Regions from separate parts of the Homo sapiens genome. Here all the other regions are linked to region 2. The links are chromatin contacts, found by Hi-C or POLR2A ChIA-PET in ENCODE. All regions are on one chromosome and are shown on one strand. The core of a region is the stretch at or near the end of the contact, and the rest is flanking DNA. Distances in the headings are between cores, read along the strand shown.

Region 1 (4,635 bases), core at 1,280-3,779, 350 kb before region 2:
GTAAGTTCCTCAGAATCAGGGGCTGCATCTTGTTCAGATGTGTGCTCCCAGGGCCTGGTTTTTTGACCTAAAGATGCACTTTAAGAGAAGGTCCTAGGCCGGGCGCAGTGGCTCATGCCTGTAATCCCAGCACTTTGAGAGGCCGAGGCAGGCGGATCACCAGAGGCCGGGAGTTTGAGATCAGCCTGGCTAACATGGTGAAACCCCATCTCTACTAAATACACAAAATTAGCTGGGCGTGGTGTTGCATGCCTGTAATCCCAGCTACTCGGGAGGCTGAGGCAGGAGAATCACTTGAACCCAAGAGGTGGAGGTTGCAGTGAGCCGGGATTGAGCCACTGCACTCCAGCCTGGGTGACAGTGAGACTCAGACTCCAACCAAAAAAAAAAAAAAAAAAAAAGTTCCTAAATGTAGCTGACACTGTTACTCATTGTTTTCTTGCAGAAAAGCCCACTGGTGTTTGTTTATTAACAAACCAGGTCATTGTTCAGCTGGGTTTCATTGAGTGCCTTCTGTGTGCTTTCTCTTGCCCCTGGGGTGTTCAGCTGAGAAAGAAGTATGGATGATAAGCAAAGAAAAATGGAAACCCACACATTATAGATTCATATGTGTCTGAGGTCACAAAATGGTGACTTAAGGGAAAAAATCTGCTTCTAGACATGCTTTCTTTGGCTCAAACACTAATTTTTAAAAATGTAAACCAACAATTTAAAATCCAGAAATTTGGATTTTGCTTTCTCTTGAAAATGTGCAGAGCTGGTCACACCAAGTCAGGCCCTCCATGGAGACAACGGAACAGTGCAGCACAGCTGCAGCCACTTCAGGGATGCCCTCACTTGCTTACCACGGGGGTGGCCCCGTCCCTCCTCATCCTCTCCTGAACACCAAGGCAGATAGGAAGTACCATTATCATCATATTTGTTATGCTTGCACTTAGGTAGCATTTATTGCATACCAGGCACTAGTCTGAGCACTTTGGTTAACTATCATCCATCCGTCTATCTGTCTGTCTATCTGTCTATGTATGTATCTATCTCTGTGTCTATCTACCTATCTATCTATCCATCCATCCATCCATCCTTCCATCTATCTACCTAGCTACCTACCTATCTATCTATCTTAAAGGTAAGGAAGGCTGGGTGTGGTAGCTCACGCCTTAATCCAAGCACTTCTGAAAGCCAGGTGGGTGGATTGTTTGAGTCCAGGAGTTCCAGCAGCCTGGCCAACATGGCAAAACTGTGTCTTTACAAAAACCACAAAAAATTAGCCAGGTGTGGTGGTACATGCCTGTAATCCCAGCTACTTGGGAGGCTGAAGTGGGAGGATCACTTGAGCCTAGGAGATCAAGGCTGCAGTGAGCTGTGCTGAGGCCACTGCACACCAGCCTGGCCAACAGAGCAAGAACTTGTTTCAAAGAAAAAATAAATAGGCTGGGTGTGGTGACTCATGCCTATAATCCCAGCACTTTGGGAGGCCAAGCTGGATGGATCACCTGAGGTCAGGAGTTTGAGACCAGCCTGACCAATATGGTGAAACCCTATGTCTACTAAAAATAGAAAAATTAGCCGGGTGTGGTGGCACGTGCCTGTGGTTCCAGCTACTTGGGAGGCTGAGGCAGGAGAATTGCCTCAATTCTCAGGAGGTGGAGGTTGCAGTGAGCCAAGATTGCACCACTGCGCTCCAGCCTGGGTGATAGAGTAAGACTCTGTCTCAATAAATAAATAAATAAATAAAAATAAAGGTAAGGAAAGTGAGGCACAGTTAGTGTGTGGTGGTCCGGGATTCAAACCCTGGCTAACTAGTTCTCCAAGTTCTTGCTCTTAATCACTCAGCTATATCAAATCTCAGTACTCCTGTTGTGGGGAAGATATGAGGCATCAAGCCTAATAGAAATGTAAACTTGTACCTGAGTCTCTGTTCCAGGACACCGTGTTCTGTTTAATTAGAGAGGGAGTCATAAACGAAGTGATTTTGTAGAATTTTTTTTTTTTTTTTGAGATGGAGTCTTGCTCTGTCGCCCAGGGTGGAGTCCAGTGGCATGATCTCGGCTCACTGCAACCTCCACTTCCTGGGTTCAAGCGATTCTCCTGCCTTAGCCTCCTGAGGAGCTGGGACTACAGGTGCCCGCCACTGCAACTGGCTAATGTTTATATTTTTAAGTAGAGACGGGGTTTCACCATGTTGGCCAGGCTGGTCTCAAACTTCTGACCTCAGGTGATCCGCCTGACTTGGCCTCTCAAAGTGTTAGGTGTTTACAGGCATGAGCCACTGCGCCTGGCCTGATTTTGTAGAATTGTAAAGATAGAGTCCAGTCCTGTTAAACACACCATGCAGAAACCTCTTTGGAGATCCAGGGGCAGCACACATTGACAGAAAGCAAGGTTAACTTCCCCGAAGACGGGTGCAAACAGAAGATAAACAGGAGGTGAGGTGCTGCAGCGGAGACCCATGACTTGTAGCTTGGATCAGATACCTGAGGAAAGTAGACTGACCTGGGTGCGTTAGGGAGGGCGGCAATAAGGCTGAAGTCCTGTTTGACCAAGGTGATGTGGGCTGAATCGGCATCCTTACAGGAGGCCTGCTGAACTTCATTCATTGCTTTCACAATATAAGAAAGTCAATTTTGTAACACAGGTGTCCCTATAATACTGGCCTGACTGTTTACTTCTGCTTCAGTCCCTGAGCATATGAGTAAATACTTCAGGCACTATAACGAGCAGAAACTTGAGACAGAGCTTATCTTGTAATGCTGGGTCTTGCATCATATCCAGGGTGTGGTGTTACTTTAGAAGGCAAGTTAAATAATTACGTGTTTTCAGATTGAGCAAACAGTGCATGTGCTCTGAGAAGGCTAAGGATTCATACTCTGAGAGCCCAGTAAATTAACTTATTCAGTGGGATGGTAGGCTCAGTACCTGGGTATGTCAAATGGTCTCAATATATTACATATAAAAACATACACACACATGCATATACATACATACACATATGTGTGTGTACATAGATATGCATGTATACATATAGATATATACATATGCATGTGTATGTATAGATATATACATATGCTTATGTTAAATATTTATGTATCACCTTGTATATAATCATACTTACTTACAAAACAGCCCGGAAAAGCTTGGAGATGTTAAGTGAATCAATTAAAGCTAATTCAGGCAAGCCTCAGTCATTGACCCACCCAATGTGTACTGTCTTTATGACATGTGATATATTTAGTACAGTACTTTGTGTTTTTGATGTTCCCTAACAACATAATAAAGTAAAAAAATTAATGTTGAAAAACATTAGGGTCACCCTAAACTGCCTTCTTTAGAAAATACAAATGTGACATTCTTTCATTAGTTACATTATTCTCTTATTCTATTGTTATTAATTCGTTACATTCTTTTAAATAGCTACATTTTTTATTCTCTTATTCTTTCTTTCTCTTGGACAGAGAGATTGGAACTGTGTCTAACTCTGTCATGTAGTAACTATTGTCATGTAGTAAATGTTCATAAGCATCAGTAGTGATGATCTGCAGCCCCACCCCTGCCTGGTCTCTGTTTCCTTGGTTTATTGCTCTTAGATAATTTCTTCCTTTTTCTATTTTTGCATTTTCAAGAACAATGCAAGGCATGATAGTTATCTGATTCAGGACTTTTAAAACACACTTGAAATATGACAACTGCTTGTTATTCTAGCTCGATAACAAATCTAAGGGCAAGCTATTGAGCACTGATTTGTCCTTTTCTTCCTCATTCCAGCTGCTATGGACCTAAAGTGGAGGGCTTTGAAATTTCCTGCTTAATTGGGCTGCATGTCATTGCTGTCCTTAGAAGTTGCTCTGGGATGCAGGTGCTGGTTTCTTGGATCTCCTTTGCTGGAATTTTGCATGTCTTGTTTTGTTGTTGTACCAGCTTTGTGGATCAGCCAACATCCTTGGCTTGCCCTGTGGGGAGTGGGGTGGGACACATCTTGGATTGCTCTATTCCAGGGATGTCCAACATTTTGGCTTCCCTAGGCCACATTGGAAGAAGAAGAATTGTATTGGGCTACACATAAAATACACTATCACTAAAATAGCTGATGAGCTAAAAAAAAAAATCGCAAAAAAAATCTCATAATGTTTTAAGAAAGTTGATGAAGTTGTATTGGGCCACATTCAAAGCTTTCCTGGGCCACATGCAGGCTGAGGGCTGTGGATTGAATAAACTTGCTCTATTCCCTTTGCAGTAGATGCCATCTGAGTATGGGTCTCCTTTGCTTGGGTCATTGACATGTTCTGGACTTTTTATGCTCCTTTTGGAAGGTCCTCAAAGGTCTGCATAAAGACTTTTGGTGCACTTAAAGCTATGCTAGCAGAAGCGTGAAATCACCTCCCAAAGGAAGTGGGTCCTGCCTCCTCAGAACCAGAAAAGGGAAGGCCATAACTGGAGCAGTAACCTACCGCAGCCAAGTCTCAGTTTCCTCATCTGTAAAGTGTGAGAGTCAGGCAAAATTGCCTCCAAGATCCTTTTCTGTTCGAATATTCATTGAGCCAAAGAAGGTTAAGAACACATATAAATTGAGAATTCTGTAATTTTAAGATTCATCTGGAAAAATGGCACCCTGGTACCAACCATCAGGACTAAGAGGGA
Region 2 (4,824 bases), core at 1,588-4,087:
TTGGCAGCTCTCTCTCTCTGTAGGCTCTAGGGGAGAATTCATTTCCTTGCCTTTCCCAACTTCTAGAGGCTGTCTCCATTCCTGGGCTCGTGGCCCCTACTTCCATCTTCAAGGCCACCAGTGTAAGCATCCTCACACATTCTCTAACTGACTTTCCTCCCTACCTCTTTCCTTGATAAAGACCTTGAGATTTTGTTGGCCCCCCTTAGAGAACCCAAGATAATCTGCCCATCTCAAGATCTTTAATTTCATCACATCTGCAAAGACGCTTTTACCATGTAAGGGAACACCTTCACGGTTCTGGGGATTAGGATTTGGACCTTTTGGGGATGCCATTTTCTGCCTACCACAATCATATAAAACAGCCTAAATGAAGCCAATCAGCCATGTGCCTGGCACTTACGTAGCTAATAAATGTCAACCTGCCTGCTCTCAGGCCTGGCCCAATTCATGGATTCCAGAACTTTGGCCACAGTCCCCTTCTGCTACTGTAGCAGAGTTTTTGGTTCAGTATGTGTGAGGTGGGGCCTGAAGCTTTGCATTACTAACAAGTTGCCAGGTGATCCTGGTATCACTGGTTCCAGGATAATAGTTTGAGAACTACTGGCCTAGTGAACAGGGAGAGGGTTTCAAAACCAGGCAGACCAGGGTTTGAAATCTGCTCTACTGTTTGAGAAATTAAACACCTTGGGACTCATTTTCTCATTTGCAAAGGGTTCTCATAAAGTTTAAATGATTCAGAATGGAGCATCGTAGCTTGTACAGAATAGAAGTTTAATCACCAATTATTGAGCCATATGTTACAGATTTTTTTTCTCTTTATCGCAGTCATAAGATTTTCGTGTTATTGTATGACATAGGCCTTGCAGTGACACAGAGCTCCTGCTCTAGGTTGAATTGTACCGCCCCCCCACCACCTCTAAAGTTCGTATGTTGAACTTCTAACCCCTGGTACCTCAGAATGTGAGGTTGCAACAGGATCGTTGCAAGTGTAATTAGTTAAAATAAAGTGTTTGGGGTAGGCTCTAATCCAACGTGACTGAGTCCTTAATAAAGGGGAAAATTTGGATGCAGAGACAAACAGAGGGAAGACAATGGAAACAAACAAAGACAACATCATCTGTAAACGAAGGAACTACCAGAGCCAGGAGAAGGGCCTGGAGCAGATCCTTTCCTAGCACTATCAGAGGGAGTATGGCCGGCCCACATCTTGATTTTTGGATTTTGGCCTCCAGAACTGTGAGATAATAAATTTCTTTTTTTTTTTTTTCTTTTTTGAGACAGAGTCTCGCTCTGTCACCCGGGCTGGAGTGCAATGGCGCAATCTTGGCTCACTGCAACCTCCGCCTCCCAGGTTCAAGCGATTCTCCGGCCTCAGCCTCCTGAGTAGCTGGGAATTACAGGCATGCACCACCACGCCCGGCTAATTTTTGTATTTTTAGTAGAGACGGGGTTTTACCATGTTGGCCAGGCTGGTCTCAAATTCCTGACCTCAGGTGATCTGCCTGCCTCGGCCTCCCAAAGTGCTGGGATTACAGGTGTGAGCCACAGCGCCCAGCTGAGATGATAAGTTCCTTTTGTGTAGGTCAGTCTGTTTGTGGTACTTTGTTACACCAGCCCTAGGAAATTTATATAGCCCTGATCAAAGGAATTTCTTTGTTTCTTCATTACTTACTAGAACACCCTAGATGATGAATCCAGTGAGGGTCAACAGCAGAGAGGAGCTGCCCAGCAGAGAGGAGCTGCCCACCACACCCTCCACCCCATCTTCCTGAGCCTTCTGTGGAAGCACTGGTTTGCTAGCCTCTGAAGGGCCATGGGCCCAGCACCAGGTGCCCTCAGCTCTGAGGCCAGGCCGTTACCTGCATTCAAGATGGACACTGGCTAGAGAAAGCATGTCCACAGGGCTGGTCAGTAGGAAAGGGGTTGTGTTTCTGGAAGGGTGCATCTAACCCAGGGGTTGGTGAGCATTTTCCTAACCCAGGGCCAGGTAGTAAACATTTTTGGCTTTGCCAGTCATGCAGTCTCTGTCACAGCCACTGCACTCTACTACTTTAGCACAAAAGCAGCCATAGGCAATACATTTAAAAAGACGAGCGTGACTGCGTTCCAATAAAATTTTATTTATAAAAAACAGACAGCAGGCTGGATTTGACCTGTGTGTTGTAGTTTGCTAACCTTGCTGAGTAACATCCCCTGACCCTCACTGGTGGGGCCTGTGTTTTTGCTTTCACATTTATTTCACTTGGCATTCAGGGTAGCCACCATACACCCCATGCAAATGACAATCCATATTGGTCCAGACTTAGTTCCAGATGAAACTCATTACCAGATAGTTCCCAGGCTCAGGGATATCAAATGGGATCCAGCAGACAGCCACTTCCCACTGATAAGCAAGGATTCCAGGTCTGAAGGGCAAATGACGAAAGGGAACCTTCAGTCTGCAGAGAAAAGTCAGAATCCTTGGCTCCCAATCAGCAGGTCTTGCAGCATCTCAGCCCTCACACAAATCCCTGGGTCTCCATGATTGGGTGAGTCACTAATGGGTTAACAGCTGAGCTCCATCCTGAAGTTTGGCTCCAGTGCACCTTTAGAATAACAACCTGGGTCTGGATTAACATTCAAGAAAACAACCCCTCAGGAAAGTGTTCTGTAATAAAAGGATCCTATTTCCTCTCTGCCAGCTCCCACCTTTTTCTTTCAAGTCAAGTCTGAAGCAAGCTCAGAAACCTGTCAAGCTATGAATGATGAGTCAGACATTTAACCAAACAAATTTGCTCTCCTGGTGCCACTTGACACCTGCATGAGCCTGCAGTGGTGAAGGTGGGGTTTGTGAAGAGGCAGCAGCCTCCATGGATGAGGTCTTGCACAAACGCTCATCTACATTAAGGAAGTAGCGTGGCCAGCCACAGCTTCAGCCCAGGTCTGCGCACCGTGTTCTTTAAATCTTTGACCTGAACTATGTCATTGCTGAAATTCCTTAAAGCAACTACTTACATCTATAAAATGTTCATTGCCACCAGCCAGATGCTTAGACAAAGGGAAGCCCTGGTCCTTGTGTCTTGAGAGGTCTGAGACACTTGAGGCCTAACGGAAGATTTACTCTACTTCTCCCACGCCTCTTGCCAGCTAGGAGTTGTCCTCAAATATTAAAGCTGGGAGTAAAGGGAAGGGGTTCTTTTACTGTATTATATTACACCATATTACATCAAATCCTCATCTCGACTCCATGAGGTAGGGATTATTCTTTCAATTTTACAGATGAGGAAACTGAGGCTCAGAAAGATGACGATTCTCTAATGACACAAAGCTAGTCTATCAATCTGTTCTCACACTGTTATAAAGATATACCTGAGACTGAGTAATTTATGGAGAAAAGAGATTTAGTTGACTCACAGTTCTGCGGGCTAGACAGGAGGCATGGCTGGGGAGACCTCAGGAAACTTACAATCATGGTGGAAGGCAAAGGGGAAGTAGGTACAATCTTCACACAGTAAGGAAGGAGAGAGAGAGAGAGAGAGACAGCAAAGCAGGGAAGTGCTACACACTTTCAAACAACCAGATCTCATGAGAACTCTGTCACAAGAACAGCAAGGAGAATGTTCACCCCCATGATTCAATCACCTTCCACCAGGTCCTTCTCTCAACATTGGGGATTACAATTCAACGTGAGATTTAGGTGGGGACACAGAGCCAAACCATATCAGCTAGAAAGTAGCAGAGACGGGGTAGAATCCACTCCCCTGTCTCCCAGGGCACTGCTGCCTCTGCTCTGCCAGCTGGAGAGTCCTTCTACTCTGATCCGGATCACTCCATGAGGAGCTAGAAGAGAAGGTGGAGACGGTATGAATATTGGGGTATAACCTGGAGTAGCTCCAGAGTAATTGTAATTTGATTCAAATCAAATCCAGATACTGATACTGCCTTCCCAGAAATATGGTCTACCAGACTGGGCCATGAGCAAAATGGAATCCTTATACCCACGTTAGGCAACCAGGTTGAATTTGTTGAGGTTGAATTTGTTGAGCTATGCATTGCATGGATTCACCTCATAGGCACTTCAGGCAAGTGAGGCTCCAAGTGCATACTTCCTATAATTTTATTAATACTCATGATTGCCCCTAGGGATTTATGCCCAGATGGAAATGGAGGGCAGCCTATTTACACTGAGTGAAATTCTGTCATATGGGAAAAAGAGGATAAAAGAATGAAGGCCTGGTGCAGTGGCTCACGCCTGTAATCCCAACACTTTGGAAGCCCGAGACGGGAGAATTGCTTGGGCCTAAGGAGTTCAAGATCAACCTGGGCAATGTAGTGAGGCCTTGTCTTCTTGAAAAATAAAAAAATTAGCCAGGCATGATGGCATGTGCACCTGTAGTCCCAGCTACTCAGGAAGCAGAGGTAGGAGGATAACCTGAGCGCAGGAGGTCAAGGCTGTGGTAAGCCAAGATAGCACAACTGCACTCCAGCCTGGGTGACAGACTGAGGCCCCTATCTCAAAAATAAATAAATAAATAAAAAATAAAAGACTGGAAACCTTCCAGTACATACTAGGAGCTTATAAAAGTTCATATTCTTTGACTTGAAGTTGTAGATTGCTTTCAAACTGGCCCTGCATCTCTGCCCCTCCCTGTGTTAGGATGTCATTTATATAGCTCCTCTTATCAAAGGATGGAGTCTAGTTCCCCACTCCTTGAATCTGGGCTGGCCTTGTGACTGACTTAGACAATAGAATGCACCAGAAATGAGGATGTGCCAATTTTAAGCCTTGCACACTTCTGCTTGCTCTCTTGGAACCCTGTCCAACTCTAATGTGACAAGCCA
Region 3 (4,623 bases), core at 965-3,464, 450 kb before region 2:
AATCAAAGGAATGATCCGGTACATGGACATAACCAAGGGAATGATTCAGGACCGTTCTTGGAGGACCTACAATGTGTATCAATAAGCAGAAACCCAGGAAGCCTGTATAGGCCCCAAGCTTATAACAGCGCTGCCTGATTCCAGATGAACCACAAACACTCCAAGCCGGGGTTTTTCTCACCACACCCGAAGACATTCTATTAAAATAGCCCTGTTCGTGGGTGGCCTCCCATGCATGAGTCCTCTCACATGGTCTGCGTGCTGATGGGGCTGTGCTGAACTCACCGCATTGGCCTATGGAACACGTGCTGAGGTGTTTTCTCTCTAGTGACCTTTGTCACATCCTTTGCAAGAAATTAGCTCAGAGGAGCAATCCCTGAAGGCCAAACCTCAACCTGCACCAGAGGCAGACAGGAGACGAGGTTTGGTAGAATTTGTACCTCTCATGGTGGTGGGAGGAGGAGAATGGCTCTGTGAAGCGCTCCTTCCACCCTTTTAATGCTGTGCAATAAAGACTGAGTTAGGGGCTCAGGCCTGTAATCCCAGCATTTTGGGAAGTCAAAGTGGGTGGACTGCTTGAGCCCAGGAGTTCCACACCAGCCTGGGCTACATGGCAAAACCCTGTCACTACAAAAAATACAAAAATTAGCCAAGCACGGTGGCGTGTACCTGTAGTCTCAGCTACTCAGGAGGCTGAGGTGGGAGGATCCCTTGAGTCTGGGAGGTGGAGGCTGCCGTGAGCCGTGATTGTGCCACTGCACTCTAGCCTGGGTAAGATCCTGTCTCAAAATTTAAGAAAAAAAAAAAAAAGACTGAATGAGGGGGCTAACTTTGAATGGGGACCTCTCAGACTCAGAGCAGGAACAAAGTTGATTGCCCTGGGACTTTAAAAGTTTCTTCAAAATCCTATACATTTGTCAGCTGCTCTCAGGAGCCTTAGCAGGCTTCAGGGGTCTCTCATCCCCTCTGCTATGGTCTGAATGTTTGTGTTTCCCTAAAATCCATATGTTGAAATCCTACCCCCTAAGGTGATGGTACTGGGAGCTGGGTCTTTGGGAGGTGATTAGGTCATGAAGGCAGAGGCCTCCTGAATGGGAAGAGTGCCCTCATCAAAGATGCCCAAGAGAGACCTCCCACCCCTTCCACCTTGGGAGGACATGGTGAGAAGGCACCATCTATGAACTAGAGGGCAGAACCTCGCCAGATGCCAGCTCTGCCTGTGCCTTGATTTTGGAGTTCCAGCCTCTGGAACTGTCAGAAATGAATTTCTGTTGTTTATAAGACATCCAGTTGGCCGGGCCTGGTGGCTCACGCCTGTAATCCCAGCACTTTGGGAGGCTGAGGTGGGAGGATCACGAGGTCAGGAGATCGAGACCATCCTGGCTAACACTGTGAAACTCCATCTCTACTAAAAAAAAAAATACAAAAAATTAGCCGGGCGTGGTGGCGGGCACCTGTATTCCCAGCTACTCAGGAGGCTGAGGCAGGAGAATGGTGTGAACCCAGGAGGCGGAGCTTGCAGTGAGCCCGAGATCGCACCACTGCACTCCAGCCTGGGCGACAGAGCGAGACTCCGTCAAAAAAAAAAAAAAAAAAAAAAAAAAAAGACACCCAGTTTATGGTATTTTGTTATAGTAGCCAGAATGGACAAAGATACCTTCCAAAGTGGTGTCCTTTCTGTATATACTTTGGCATAAGACATCTGATTCAAAATTAAATGAGAGGGACCATAAAGGGAAATACTCCGTTGCCAGCTTGCAGGGGAGGGCCGTAAAAGATCGCTTGGGTTCAGACTCTGGTTCTGCCTCCTGGGGGCCGAGCAGCCCCTGGGGAAGCGATTTACTTTTCTCTGTACCATGGTTTTCTCACCTGAAAAATGAAAATAATAAAATCCATGCCATAGGGTTGTTGAGTGCATTCAACGAACCCATGCGTGTGGTCCTAAGTGCAGCACGTGGCCTACACAGGAAGCACTCACTGAATCTTAGCTGTTGTGATTTCACCTATTCATGCAGGCCAGGACTCTGAGGAAAAAAGGAGATCTCTTGCTATTGTCATCTTTATTGATACTGCCACACTTTTTTTCTGCTCTGGGTGGCGCTGGCAAACTTCCTGTCTTCCCCAGGAGAATTTGATACCCCTGCCCCCACCTCTCTCAAAGGCAAACACCCTCCTGCCAGGTAGCAACTGGATGCCATGCAGAAGTATTCTCTCCTGGAATCACGTTCCTGGGTATTTGTCCTCAGGACCAGCCAGCTTGGAGTTGAGGTCAGTTGAAGTTCAAGAGGGCATTTATTCTGAGTTTTACTGTTTATTGATTTGCAGTACTTACAAGCCAAAGTGTTTGTCCTCCTGGCCTTCAGGGCCAAGGCTAAGGCCACAACAATGCAGCCCTTCTTCAGTGGCCCTGTTACCTTCCGGGAGCAGGCAGGGTGTGGCAAGAACTTCTGGGTGGCAAGAGCTCCAGGGTGTCGTGAGAACTCTGGGTGTGGCTGCCCAGGGCAGGCCTTGGAGAAAGCAGTTAAGAAACAAGCAACAAGGCTTGGTACCCCAGATCTGAATGTTGGAGCCACCCGTGGTTCTGGCTCTGTTATGGAGTAGCTATGGGGACTCAAGTTCTCTGCCCCTCACTTTCCCCGGCTGTCCAGCACAATGGCAGCAGCAGTAACAGTAACAGTGTACTTTTACTGAGTACTTACTGTCCACACGTGGGACTTCGTAGCTCTCCCTTAACGGTTAAGACCAGCCACTGCATCTGCGATCTATACCCACTCTTACTAGCTTCGTGACCTTGGAGACACCGCTCCAGCCCTTGTTCCTCAACTTCTTAATCTGTAAGAAGTGGGGCAGTTAAGAGCGCCTTCCTCTTTGAATTGCAAGAGGATTAAATGAGAAAGCCCAGGAATAGTTCCCAGCCCAAGGTAGTAGTATGAGCAATACTATGATAAATTTCACATTCATGATCTCATGTCATTTTCATAGCAACAATGTGAAATAGGTTCTCTACAGGGGAGAGGCTCAGGGCACGCAGAAAGAAGCAAGCAAGGCTGAGATTTGACCCCAGGATTATATGGTTCTGAGTACCACAGTCTGGATCTGAAATCACTGGGCCTTACTGCCTTTCATTTGCCAACGTCACCTGAAGAAACACTTACTGAGCAGCTTACTAGGAGCCAACCCGTTGTGACCATATTGAATTGGTTGAAAGTTCCAATTGAATACAGTTCTTAAGCACTAATGGAGCTTCTTCTGACCAGGCACTGGGCTGGATCCTGGCTCTATTGCAGTGACAATGGGGAGTATGTAGGCCCACAAGAAGATCCCAGGCAAATCTGCAAACAAATAACAGCTCCTGTTAAGATCGAGCACCTTTGTAAGTCTCCATGATTCTCTCTGCTTGCAACTCCATTTGGAAAATTTCTTGAACTTCCTTATCTCCTTTGAGGGCCTTAAATAAAAACATCCACCTTCTTTTGCTTGAGATTCCCATTTCTAGATTGAAGTTTAAAATGAACTGTGGGCTGGGCGCGGTGGCTCACGCCTGTAATCCCAGCACTTTGGGAGGCTGAGGTGGGTAGATCACGAGGTCAGGAGATCGAGATCATCCTGGCTAACATGGTGAAACTCCGTCTCTACTAAAAATACAAAAAATTAGCCGGGCGTGGTGGCCGATTCCTGTAGTCCCAGCTACTCGGGAGGCTGAGGCAGGAGAATGGCGTGAACCTGGGAGGCGGAGCTTGCAGTGAGCTGAGATCGCGCCACTGCACTCCAGCCTGGGAGACAGAGCGAGACTTAGTCTCAAAAAAAAAAAAAAAAAAAAGAACTGTGAAGGCCAGGCATGGTGGCTCACGCCTTTAATCCCAGCACTTTGGAAGGCTGAGGCAGGCAAATCTTATGAGCTCACGAGTTGGAGACCAGCGTGGGTAACATGGCAAGACTCTGTCTCTACAAAAAATGCAAAAATTAGCTGGGTATGGTGGTGTGCACCTGTAGTCCCAGCTGCTCAGAAGGCTGAGGTGGGAGGATGGCTTGAGCCCGGGAGGCAGAGGTTGCAGTGAGTTGAGATTGTGCCACTGAACTCCAGCCTGGGTGATAGAGCCAGATCTTATCTCAAAAAATAAAATAAAATAAAATGAACGATTAAATGAAATGACACAAATAAAGAAACTGGAGAGCTGTGTATCAGTTTACCCTTGAAAGACTAGAAAGATTTGGCTGGGCACAGTGGCTCACACCTGTAATCCCAGCACTTTAGGAGGCCAAGGCAGGCGGATCACCTGAGGTAGGGAGTTTGAGACCAGCCTGACTAACCCCATCTCTACTAAAAATACAAAATTAGCTGGGCGTGGTGGTGTGTGCCTGTAATCCCAGCTACTCAGGGGGCTGAGGCAGGAGAATAGTTTGAAGCCGGGAGGCGGAGGTTGCGGTGAGCCGAGATCGCGTTATTGCACTCCAGCCTGGGTAACAAGAGCAAAACTCCATCTCAAAAAAAAAAAAAAAAAAAAAAAAAGACTAGAAAGATTTGATAAGGGTTCAAGGAAAGGAAAGGAAAGACCCTTATTGGGTATATACTGCTCTGTGTAAGGGCCTCCTTTAGGAAATGGGCTTTGGAAAATTGCTTCT

Evidence for each region. Hi-C counts contacts between places; a loop is a spot of excess contacts on that map. ChIA-PET counts read pairs that join two places held with the same protein, here RNA polymerase II (POLR2A).
Region 1: a map of Caco-2 shows a loop between it and region 2 (4-fold over the local background). The contact joins two enhancer-like sites. A Hi-C loop is called at or near these places in 1 of 168 maps with a recorded cell type or tissue (Caco-2). POLR2A ChIA-PET finds 5 or more read pairs at or near these places in 1 of 52 experiments (activated naive CD4-positive, alpha-beta T cell).
Region 3: a loop to region 2 is called in a map of PC-9, with 9 times the contacts of the local background. The contact joins two enhancer-like sites. A Hi-C loop is called at or near these places in 1 of 168 maps with a recorded cell type or tissue (PC-9). POLR2A ChIA-PET finds 5 or more read pairs at or near these places in 1 of 52 experiments (CD8-positive, alpha-beta memory T cell).

Annotation. Positions count from the first base shown.
Region 1 is chr4:38,619,290-38,623,924 of GRCh38, reverse strand. All of the region lies in intron 6 of KLF3-AS1 (KLF3 antisense RNA 1), which reads left to right. Among named protein-coding and RNA genes, the nearest start is that of KLF3, 43 kb to the left of the region's middle. RefSeq lists an enhancer at 945-1,797. Within about 2 kb of position 2,529, at least 10 of the 41 ENCODE cell types and tissues checked have a DNase peak (open chromatin) inside an H3K27ac peak, as active enhancers do.
Region 2 is chr4:38,273,489-38,278,312 of GRCh38, reverse strand. It overlaps LOC124900694 (a long non-coding RNA gene), which reads left to right. Exons shown (of 2, transcript XR_007058100.1): 2 at 1,679-2,136. Among named protein-coding and RNA genes, the nearest start is that of LINC02513, 91 kb to the left of the region's middle. Within about 2 kb of position 2,837, at least 3 of the 41 ENCODE cell types and tissues checked have a DNase peak (open chromatin) inside an H3K27ac peak, as active enhancers do; they include PC-9, where a contact is called at or near this core.
Region 3 is chr4:38,726,547-38,731,169 of GRCh38, reverse strand. No RefSeq gene overlaps it. Among named protein-coding and RNA genes, the nearest start is that of TLR10, 54 kb to the left of the region's middle. RefSeq lists an enhancer at 1-324. Within about 2 kb of position 2,214, at least 8 of the 41 ENCODE cell types and tissues checked have a DNase peak (open chromatin) inside an H3K27ac peak, as active enhancers do; they include PC-9, where a contact is called at or near this core.